Linked DNA regions of Homo sapiens: region 2 is linked to region 1. A link is an interaction called in ENCODE POLR2A ChIA-PET data of the cell type or tissue named here. Cell type or tissue: A673. All regions are shown on one strand. Links, peaks and the distances in the headings refer to the core of each region. The heading gives the core; the rest is flanking DNA. Region 1 has its middle 320 kb from the start of DDX10. Region 2 overlaps DDX10 (DEAD-box helicase 10).

Region 1 (5,385 bases), core at 90-5,089:
ATTGTTTAATTTCCAGGATAATAACTCTGTTGGGATGTTGACAGAAATTACCTAAAGTTTGTACATAAATTTTTGAAGAAATTACTTTTGTACTAAATGTTTTCCTTTGGAAAAAGAAAGTCTTTCCAAATGTTTAGATATTGTTGTGTGTCCCTCAATAAGGTTGTATAGCTTTCCTCATTTAAGTCTGTGTCTTTCTTAATATATTCATTTAGTACTTAAAGTTATAAATGAGTTTTTTCCATTTCTGACTTCTTACTTACTAAAAAAGACAAGTTTTAGTATTTGTATATGAATCTTATTCCAGCTACCTTACAAAATTATTTTACTAACTTGAGTAGCCTTTTTTAATATCTAAAAGTAGAGTCTTGGGGACTTTGAAAGGTTAAAAAAAATGCATACTTCTTTTCTTGACTTATTTCATTCACTACCACTCCAACACAATGTTGTATAATGATGATGAGAATATTCCTTTTCAGTGCCTGATTTTGACAGAAATAGATGTAGTGTTTTGTCACTTAAGGTAATACTTGCTGGTAGGTATCATGACTGATCTTTATTATATTTAGGTTGTTTACTTCTATTCCTGTATTACTTAACTGTCTTTTATAAGAATTTTATAAAATGCCTTTCCAAAATCTACTAATGTAATTTTGTAATTTTTCTGTTTCAGTTAGCTCTTTTAATCTCTTTCCATTTGTTCGTTAGAGTTATACTGATACAGATATTTATATCCATCTTTTCTTGCATTTCTAAAATAAATCTTATTAGATCACAGTACAGTATTCTTTTAAAACTCCACTAGATTCTATCTGCTGTTTATTTTATTTTTTGCATCAGTACTCTTAAGTTAGATTGATTTATAGTTTTTAAATTTTCAATTATACTTTATTAGAGCTGAGTATTAAAATAAGATGGACTCTATTATAAAGTGAATTAACATCTTCTTCATTTTTTCACGATATAGAAAAGTTTATTTAACATTGCAACTATCTTTCTTTAACTATTAGATAAATCTGAGTTAAGAACCTGTTTAGTTTTGCGGCCTATTTTCATTGGAAATTCTTTCTCCAAGTCTTGGTCTCCTCTCTGCTCCTACACTTCCAGCTCCAGGGATGCAGACTGCTTACTGGTTCAGGATCTACAGAGAGCAAGGTTCTTTGCTCAATACTGTTTCCTCTCCACTTCATTTTCTTCCCAGTCTAGTTCATTTGCTATTTGTTTTGAGTCTTTTTCAAGTATTTTGCTGAGATAGTGAATGGGAGTGAAATATACGCTAGAGGATTGCATGTCTTCAAATCATGGTAGTTTGTTTGTTTGGTTTTTTCATTTGTTTGTTTTTGTTTTTTTGGGTTTTTTTTTTTTTTTTTTTTTTTTGGCCTTGATGGGGGAATATCTTGGCTGGACATTGGATTCTTAGGTTGTGTAGTTGCTATAGTTTTCACTCCAGTATCTTCTAGCTTCCAGATGAGAAGTCTGATGCTAATCTTCCTCTTATTCCCTTATAAGTAATCTGTTCTTCCTGTCTAAAAACTTACAGGATTTTCTTGTGGTATTTAGAGTTCAGGAATTTTTAGTAGAGTATGTTGGGTCTCACTTTTTTCATCAACCTGACCTGGAACTTGGCTAGACCCTTCCATATATAGACTCAAGTCTTTTCAGAAATTTTTCTTATATATTTAATTATTGCCTCTTCTTTAACTGTTCCTTTGTATCCTATTGTAAATCCTATTCATTCCAAGTTGTCCCCTGGTTCCATTCTCCCAGTCTCTCTCTCATTTTTTCTCATGATTTTATCTGCTTTTTTCTCATGATTTCCATCGGATTTTGCTCTGTGCTTTGATCCTCTAAGCCACCAACATGGGTGGCCCTCAACAGTGACCATTAACTCCTTCAGTTACATCTACTAAATTGGTGACGACTTTTCTTTCCTTTAGAAAGTCCTTTTGAAATGCACTTAAATTTCTTTAGGTTTTCTTATTGCTTTTTTACTCATTTCCTCCAACAGCTCTGTTTTGCTGAGATTGTGTTCTGTTGGTTGTGACTCATCTTTCTCCAGCTGGTAGGATCTTTCAGATGCATGTTCTTTTTCTCTGTTGGCTCAGTGGGATCAGGTCTGGTTGATGGCAAACAGGACAGAGTCTCTTTCTCCAAGGGCTGGTAATACAAAAGCAGGCAGGTTGCAGGTCCTGCCAAGGCTGCAGGAGGAAAGTGCCCGGCACCCCAGGACCCTCAAAGAGAGAGGCTGCTGGACCAGTGCTCAGCTCTTTATTGGCCTCTTAGGCACCAGGGGAACCAGAAGTGTCCACAAGAATGATGTCATCCTTCTTCCTGGGGTACTGAGATTTCTCTGGGCCAAGCCATTTGCAGGATCAACTGCTTGCCAATTTCCATAGAACTCCAATGGTTGTCCCCACACTCTTACTAAATCTGTGTCTAGTTCTGATGTAAAATTCCTGTCTAAATTCTACAGAGCCTCTAGCCCCACCTGGTCCCAGCACTCACAGCTCCAGCTGCCAGTTAGTCTCAGAGATGCAGATAAATTGGAATTGGGAGTGTGATGAAATTAACGCACTCCAGAGTTAATAAAACACACACACACACACAAAAAGAAAAAAAAATATTCTGCATGTCTCTCCTCCCCCACTCAGCCTATTTCTAACAAGAAAATCACATGGGTGCCTGGCACACAGGCCTGCTAGAAAAAAAAAAAAAAAAAAGGAGCAATCCAATTTAAGAAACACTTTAAATGATATTTTTCTTCATTTCTGCAAGGCCTGTCCTGGTTCTATGAAGGCCCACAGCATGTGGGTCAGTTCTTACGTTCGCCACTGTGTTAATTAAAAACAGGAAACTGGGCTGAGAAGGTAGATCAGAGGGGAGGAGTTCTTTCCTTCCAGCTCTCACTTGGTCTTCATTTAATTCAGCTACAATGCCAAGAAAACTAAATATTACAAAGTAATAATCCTTGTGTGAGCACTAAGTTAGGAAATGAAGAAAAATATCACTGGCTCATGCCCTAATAAAGCCAAGCTATTGAAAAGGCTGAGAATTTATGGCAAATTCCCCTCTGAGGTGCTTAATGACCATTCTGCTTCTCCGTTTCCTTTTAACCAATGCTTGAAGTATGTTTGTGCAGCCTGCAGCTGCCCTGGAATCTCAGCCTACCTCATTTTGCATCTGGCCCTTTGAAAAACTGCAGGCTCCAGAAGTCTTTGGGAAGCATCAGTGGGCTCCAAAGAACAAATGTAAGTGGCACAGGTCCGTCTGGGCCCAGAGTGAGGAGAAAGCTCTGGACCAGGAGTCTGCCTAGGTCTCCTCACCTGTAGGGTGGAGGACAAAACTCCTGCCTTCCAGGACTCTTGGAAGGTTAAAGGAAAATGCTTCATAAACAGCCATGCAAAAGCAAAGTGATGGAAGCTGTTATCATCACATCCTCATCCCAAAGGCTGTTATGGGTCTTGCTTTCCAGGCCCATGCTTCTGCTCCATTCAAGCCTGACAAGTTTCAGAAAACACATTGCTTCACACCTCTATTTTTACAATCCCCATTAGCAACAAGAGGCATCAGAGTGATTAAGCCAGTGCTACTATTAACAGTCTCTCATTGATTTATGACAATGCAAACAGAAGCATCATATGGGTATAGTTTCACTGGATACATTAACTGTGCAATAAAAGATGTTATTTATCATTAATAAACTTAAATCAATCCTGACTCTGATAAAAAGATAAGAATAAAAGATCTTAGTGGGTTCAAGTGTCTAGGAGGAAAGCATCATTCTGTGTTTTGCTTTTGTTCTCTGCTTTTGTCTTTCCTAACAAGGATCTTCTTCTCTCTAGTTCTTTTGGCAGGGAAATAACAACATTTTTCTTCACTAGAGCGCTCAGCAATTGTAGGATGTGTTTGCCTTGACTTACTGCCCTCCCACTCATAACAGAGGAAGGCATCTTTTCTCCAAAGGGCAAAAAGCAACTGAGAAATTCTGGAAGCATCACTAATCCCACAAACTGGCAACCCAGGGTAGTGGCTCAGAGACAGGCTTCCTTTTAGAGTCAGAAATATTTCAGTTCTAACTACATTCCTCCACTTGATCACCTGAACTAGTCATTCAAAGATTTCTTCAGCCTCTTTTAGTTTCCATTTTCTTGGCTTTGGAACATGAAGATGCTCTATAACTTATCAGTGAGGATAACATTAAGTAAGATAATTATTTAAAAAGAACCTATCCCAATAGCAAGTATGCAGTAATTTAATATTAGTTTTTGTTAATAAACACCATTTACTTCTACCCTAAAATGCCCATGTATTCTTCAAAGAAAATAAAATGCTGATGCATCCAAAGCTAGGGTTATAAATCTGGAGACTGTGGCTCGGATGAGTGATTCCCAAACCTGCCTGCTCATCGGAATTTTCTGACGAACTTAAATTGCAGAGGCCACATCCCCAGTGAATCAGAACCCCCTGGGAGAGGGTGTCATGGCAAGAAACTGTGTCTATTAAAAGCTTCCCAGGTGATCTTGATGAGCAGTTGTGTATGGGAACCAGTGGCTGAGACAATCAAGGCTCGAGAAAAATTAGTCCCGTTACATAAAAAGCAAAAGCTAAAAAAAAAAAAATTGCCTCTCAATTTCATTTCCAAATATGTCTCTAAGTTGCCTTTTAAGAAACTATTTTGGAGAATGCCTTGTATGTGTGATTAAATGTGATAAATATAAATATGTAAAGAAACAATATTCACAGAAGAAAAACACTCATGGCAGCCAGCAAAGGTACACGTTGCCATAAATGAGCTTCATGAAACACAGACACATTGTGTGATGAAAAACATGAACCAATCCATCTTTTAGCTTTTATGTTACAATTGGTTAAAATTCAGTAAAGGGTCCTGAGGGCCACTGCAAACTCTTCCCTGATAATGTGGTCCAGAAAAGCCTACAGGAAGTTGTGTAACATCTCAAGAAAGGGTGGTATATGGGAAGCACACATGGATGCCAGCTTCCTTTATATTTGCCCTTAAGGCTGGTCCTTTCCTGTGTATGCTGCCTACCCAGTGGCCCAAGGCAAAAACCTGGCAACACCCATGACTCCCCCTTTCCCCCCAACCTGCCTTACCTGCACAGTGACCAATGTATCCTCTCTATTTCACCTTCTAATCATCTTTCCTCTTGTGCCCCTCTACTGGACCATCACTGGCCCCAAAGAGGCTGTCATTTTCCCATCCTAGCCATTCCAGTGCCCTTGAAAGACAGGAATCTGAATCTGCTTGGGACCAAGGTCCTAACAAAAATGCACTCAGGAACTCATGGATGCTGAAGGTAGACAATGCAATAGATGGGACAGGCAGGTACAAAACTCTCTGGGCCTGATTTGAGACCCTTCAGA
Region 2 (5,385 bases), core at 156-5,155, 250 kb after region 1:
GAATACAGAATGAGGTTTTATTATTAAAAGATAAAATAATCCAACCTAGAGGGAGACAAAGGAAGAAGCAAAAAGGTTAAAAAAAAAAAAAAAAAGAACTAGGGAAGCAAAGAGGGGTTCATTTTTCTCATATTTTAACTTTAATATATTTTACAAAGTCATTGGTTTGTGATTGCTTCAAAATTACAACATTAACCCTTCAGCAAAGACGGCTTGAGAAACACTGTCCTAAAGACTTAAGATTTAAATCATCATGAAATCTGTATGCTAATCTTACACTTATTTTATAAGTAAGTTTATACTTATACTTCACTTTCACTAAACAATAGGCATTTCTTAATATGCAGACATCCCTGTTCCCACTTAATTTACTGAAGTGCCACTGCTCTAACCAATCAACCTGCTAGTGCAAGGTTCAAAGAAGGTCTGAATTATCTTCACATTCCCCCTAGAGTGCCTAGCTCTCAGTGTTCAATAAACCAACTGGCAGCTTACACATATGCTCAGAGAACCAGTAAAGCTGGAATACTTTTTTTTTTTAATGTTCTTGAAATAATTTATTTCAACAAAAGCAGTGAAGTAGCCATCATGGAGAAAATAACTTCAGGACTTTCTTACTATTTTCAAGTTTCATACTGTTTTCATTTCAAATTACCTATGGGGGAGGAGGAACAATAATATTTTCAATGCTTAAAACCTCTAAAGTTCATGATCCAGCAACAACAGAAGAGTGCCTTATACACCCTCCATGGTGACCACCTCTGATCATTCTATCTGAAATTGCAGCATGCCACCCACCTTCCCTGAATTCTATATCCCCCTTACACTGCTTCATCTTGCCCCTACCATAGCACACATATTCATTTTTTGTCCATCCCACCCATTAATGCACAGGGAATACTGTTGGTTTTGCTAACAGCTCTCAATGCCTAGCACACAGCAGGTGTTCAAATATTTGCTGAATAAATTTTTCTAAAAACTTCATGAAGTCTTCACTTAATAAGCCGGCATTTCACCTAAAATGTACACTTTCATGGTAAAGAACAAAGCTTCGCATCAAAGCAAAAGTGATTTAATTCTAACTGTCACCAACAGATGGCACTAGCCTCAGATGTTGCCTTGGACTTGAAACCGTGTTTCAAAATATGCATTGAAAAGAACAAAGTCAAAACAAAAATTTGCTTGGACAATTTAAAAGTGTTGAAAAGAAATGTGAAAGTTGAATCCAGTGCCATCACAAAGACAGTCCTCCCATTAACAAGTTCAGGTACAGATACACACACTGCTTAGAGACTTAAAAAGTGGTCTTATGAACAGCATTTCTGGAAACTAATCTGCCATATTAGCAGTGTTGTACAATTATATTTGTTAGAGCCATATAAACAAGCACTTGTTTATGAATTTGAAAACTCCTTATTTCTAATCATATAACAAGTTCAAAGGGCAATTCACATGACCTTCAAGAACAGCCTGTCCTATTTCACATTTCTTTCATTACCTGTGTAACTACCTTAAAATAAAGATAAATACGGCCTGTAAAAGTAGCTGTTTAAACTTCAACCACAAAAGTAGATTTAAAAATTCAGTAGTTAGCAGATGTTATAAATATTGAATATTGTATAAAAGAAGGAGATAAAGGAAAACGACTCAATATTTGATATAATGATTCAGCATGTTACAGAATAAACATCATGCCAAAACCAGCTTTAAGCTTTCCACTGAAAATTTACATCCTCAGGAAGTCATCTGCATACCAAACTCAAATAGGAAAAAAAATACATAAAGCAACTCAATATATGCATCTAAGCTTCATGTTACACAATAACAACTCCTTTTGAATTGGAACAAAGCTTAGATTACAAAAAAAGAATTAAGCACAGGATGCCAAAAAACAGAAAAGACACCTATAAGACAAATGAGCATATATACCAAACTATTTCAGCTGGCAACATCTGAGATCATGCTACCATTGTTTCACTTCATGGTAGCAAAAATTCGGAGTACAGTAGTCTTGACTTTAGAGTTCTTCCTTCTGTTTAAGTCAACTGAACATTACATAAGGCCCCTGAACACAAATCACCAGGTATGGAAGAGATAAAAATTAAGAGACATGTGGCTACATTATGAAATGTCAAGAAAAAGAAAAAAATACTAGCAAAATAGACCATTGGAATCCAGAGGTCAGTGGGTTGAAGAAGTAAGGGATGGCTTCAAAGAAGAGACAAGATAAGCACTGCATCTTGAAAGATGTGAAATGCTGGAGTGGGAAGAAAATAATCCAGGAAGGAATCCTTCACTGTTTAAGTGGAAACTGGGAAGAATGGTCTCGCAGGACAATAGGATAGGGGCTAGCTTACAAAACCCAACTGCAAGGGTGAACTTAAGGGTAGCATGGAAGGTAAACCACTTGAAAAAAAATACTAATTTGACCAAGGTTCACAGGAAGATGACTCAGAAGAACAACGAGAACCAATTATGAAGCTTATCCCCCCGAGCCAAGAATGAGGTAATAAGAATCTGGGGGCAGAATGGCAGTGTAAGTGGGAAGTGAAAATGGAACACTAAAAGCCACCACTAAATGTAGAAATGACGGGAATCAAAGCAAGCACAATCATACCGAGGCAAGTCAGAGGGGCCTAAGTACAGACTCCAGTGCTAGCGCTTCACTAACTATGCAACATTAGGCAAGGAAGTAAGTGAACCTGTCAAAGCCTGTGTCTGAACTTGTAACATGACAACAACACTACACAAGGCTGTGGTAAGAATTTAAATAAGTGAGATATGATAGTCAAAGTGCATGGTAAGTTATAAAAAAATTGATAGATGTTAATCATTTTCCAGTACTTATTTTACAAATACTTAGTCCAAGTTCCTAAAAGTCACTAAGTACCTAACACAGTCCCTGGCATCCGTTAGGTAACTGCTGCTGAAAGGAGGGAAAAAGAGAGAAAGAGAAAAAGTGAAGAGACAAGAGGCAGAAACATCCTAGCTCCCACATAGGAGAATCTTGATTTGGAACTTGGAATCTTTTTATAAGAGTATACTTATAAGCTTCAAAGTTAGCTAATCTGTGTTTTAACACCAACAGTGAGTTCTTACAGTACTAAAAAAAGAAAAAGCTACTAAAAAAAAAAAAAAAAGTAGGACTAAATCAATGTAAACAGGATCTGGAATCAACTCTAAGGTACAATGAATAATCTATGGGTATCATTCAAATCTTAATTAAAACTGACCTATGTTTACTTTTAAGAAAGCTTTAAAAGGACATTTGTTGAGCTAAAATGGAATCTACCCAGTCTCATTTCTAAAAAGGTTTAAACTGAAAAAGAAAAGAAAGCATATGCTTAGAGATTTCATTCTCACATTTAAGGAAATAAGTGTTCCAAAAATAAATTTTAATTTAATCATTTTAATTGTATGTTCATGCTCTTATCTAACACTGTCTCCCTGGAGGTCAACTTTCTGAACACCCAACAAGACAATTAGCCAAAACAAGGTTCTTCCCTATGGTGGGAGGTCAACCAGCCATCTCTTACTGCCTTTGTGCCTGATCACTACACCTGCGCTCTCTCCTGCACATGTCTTATTGCTTCATCACTCGTGGCACTTCTCCACTGCTAAGAAAATCTTGTTGTCCTTCACTGCATCGATCTCGTCAAACAGAAAAGGATTGTGACAAGGCAGCATTCCAGAAGGCCTTGCTTGCACCTGGCACTCAGTACCTCTCGTCTCCATTTACGCCGAAGTCTAAAGGCAAACATTCATTTTATACTCCAAGTGTGCGCACACAATGAGTAGCCCAAAATTATTTACAATACTGTCAATTACACTGACATTACCCAATTACAGAAAGCAAACTACACACAAATAATGGTAGGCACGACAGCAGAGAAAGAAAATGTGACTTAGCATCACAAATAGGTTTAACTGCTAACTTCACCACTGTGACCTTGGACAAGTCACTTAAAAGCCTTCCTTTCCTCCTCCGAAATTTTAATAGCTACCTTTCTTGTCATAAGGAAAAATGAGAACTTATGCAGAAAGTGTTCAGTATATGGTAAAATGCCAAATAATTATGGTCTTAATTATAATGATATGATTATTAGACATATTCCATAAAATCTACAATCCAATGGGTTCCTACTGGCTCCAAGTTTCAATTTGGTTCTTGTACAAATCTTCTTTTTCCAGAGAGACAAGAAAGGGAAAAAAAGATAATCAAGATAAAGAGGATAAGTTATAAGTAACAAAGCCAGTTCCCTTCTGTGTCTGGTATGGTGTCTACAAAGACAATTCTAAAACATGAGCAACAAAAATTTCAACAAAGTCAGCAGTGTCTGGAAAAGTGCTTAGTCTTCCCACAGGGAATATACTCATTTATATGTGCAAATGATAGTATTATTCCCATTTTATGTATGATTTGATTTTTCTATATCTCGTCTATCCTTAAAAATAGGTAATAAAGGAAAAAAGCAGCCTCCAGTGACTGATGGATGCATACAACACTAAAATATGAAATGCAAAAGTAAAGGATAAAATGGAAAGCCAGGATGGGTGCAGTGATTTATACCTATAATCCCAGAACTTTGGGAGGCTGAGGCAGGAGGATGGTTTGAGTCCAGCAATTCAAGATCACTTCAGCCCATAAGGTCGAGGCTGCAGCGAGCCATGATGACACCATTGCACTCCAATCTGGGTGACAGAGAGAGACTCTGTCTCAAAAAAAAAAAAAAGAAACCCAATTGAGATCACGGTTGCAGGGTCACATTCAAAACCAATTGCTTAAAAACATGGAGAAGAATCAAAAGATATTAACACGAGTGAAAATAAGTATTAATTTTTAAAATTCGAAAGTAGGTAACAGGTGAAGTTAAGACTAGGTGAGGTAGTTCAAAAAAGGGCTGGGCATGGTGGCTGACACCTGTAATCCTAGCACTTTGAGAGGCTGAGGCAGGTGGATGACCTGAGGTCAGGAGTTTGAGACCAGCCTGGCCAACATGGTGAAACCCCGTCTCTACTAAAAATACAAAAATTAGCTGGGTGTGGTGGCACGTGCCTGTAATCTCAGCTACTCGGGAGGCTGAGGCAGGATAATCACTTGAGCCTGGGAGGCAGAGGTTTCAGTGAGCCAAGATCGGCCACTGCACTCCAGCCTGGGTGACACAGCGAGACTCCGTCTCAAAAAAAAAAAAAAGAAACGGCAATTAGCCTTTCTATTTCAACTGGAGAACCACGAAATTCAACTCTACTGTTTGTGCACAGTACTAGGGAATGTACAGGAAGAAACAGCAAAACATTCCTTGTTTAGCATCAAAAATCCTATCAACTGCCCCAAAATGTTCCTCATATTCAACAGACATGACATAATACTTTAAATTTATTACA

Evidence for each region. ChIA-PET counts read pairs that join two places held together with the same protein. Peaks named below come from ENCODE experiments on the same cell type or tissue, not always from the same donor. Only the 100,000 strongest peaks of a DNase experiment are listed, where the experiment ranks them.
Region 2: POLR2A ChIA-PET joins it to region 1 with 5 read pairs; 2 of 35 experiments call an interaction of 5 or more read pairs at or near these places.

What each region holds. Positions count from the first base shown.
Region 1 is chr11:108,982,872-108,988,256 of GRCh38, reverse strand. No RefSeq gene overlaps it. Among named protein-coding and RNA genes, the nearest start is that of DDX10, 320 kb to the right of the region's middle. In A673, for the core only: no CTCF peak of the experiment used is centred there; a DNase peak (open chromatin) is centred at 2,056.
Region 2 is chr11:108,730,865-108,736,249 of GRCh38, reverse strand. All of the region lies in intron 13 of DDX10 (DEAD-box helicase 10), which reads right to left. The region is part of intron 2 of LOC124902750 (a long non-coding RNA gene); the gene reads left to right. Among named protein-coding and RNA genes, the nearest start is that of DDX10, 68 kb to the right of the region's middle. RefSeq lists an enhancer at 2,359-2,478. In A673, for the core only: CTCF peaks have their summits at 859 and 1,073 (motif pointing right); DNase peaks (open chromatin) are centred at 1,109 and 2,499; H3K4me3 peaks cover 951 bases; H3K27ac peaks cover 1,774 bases.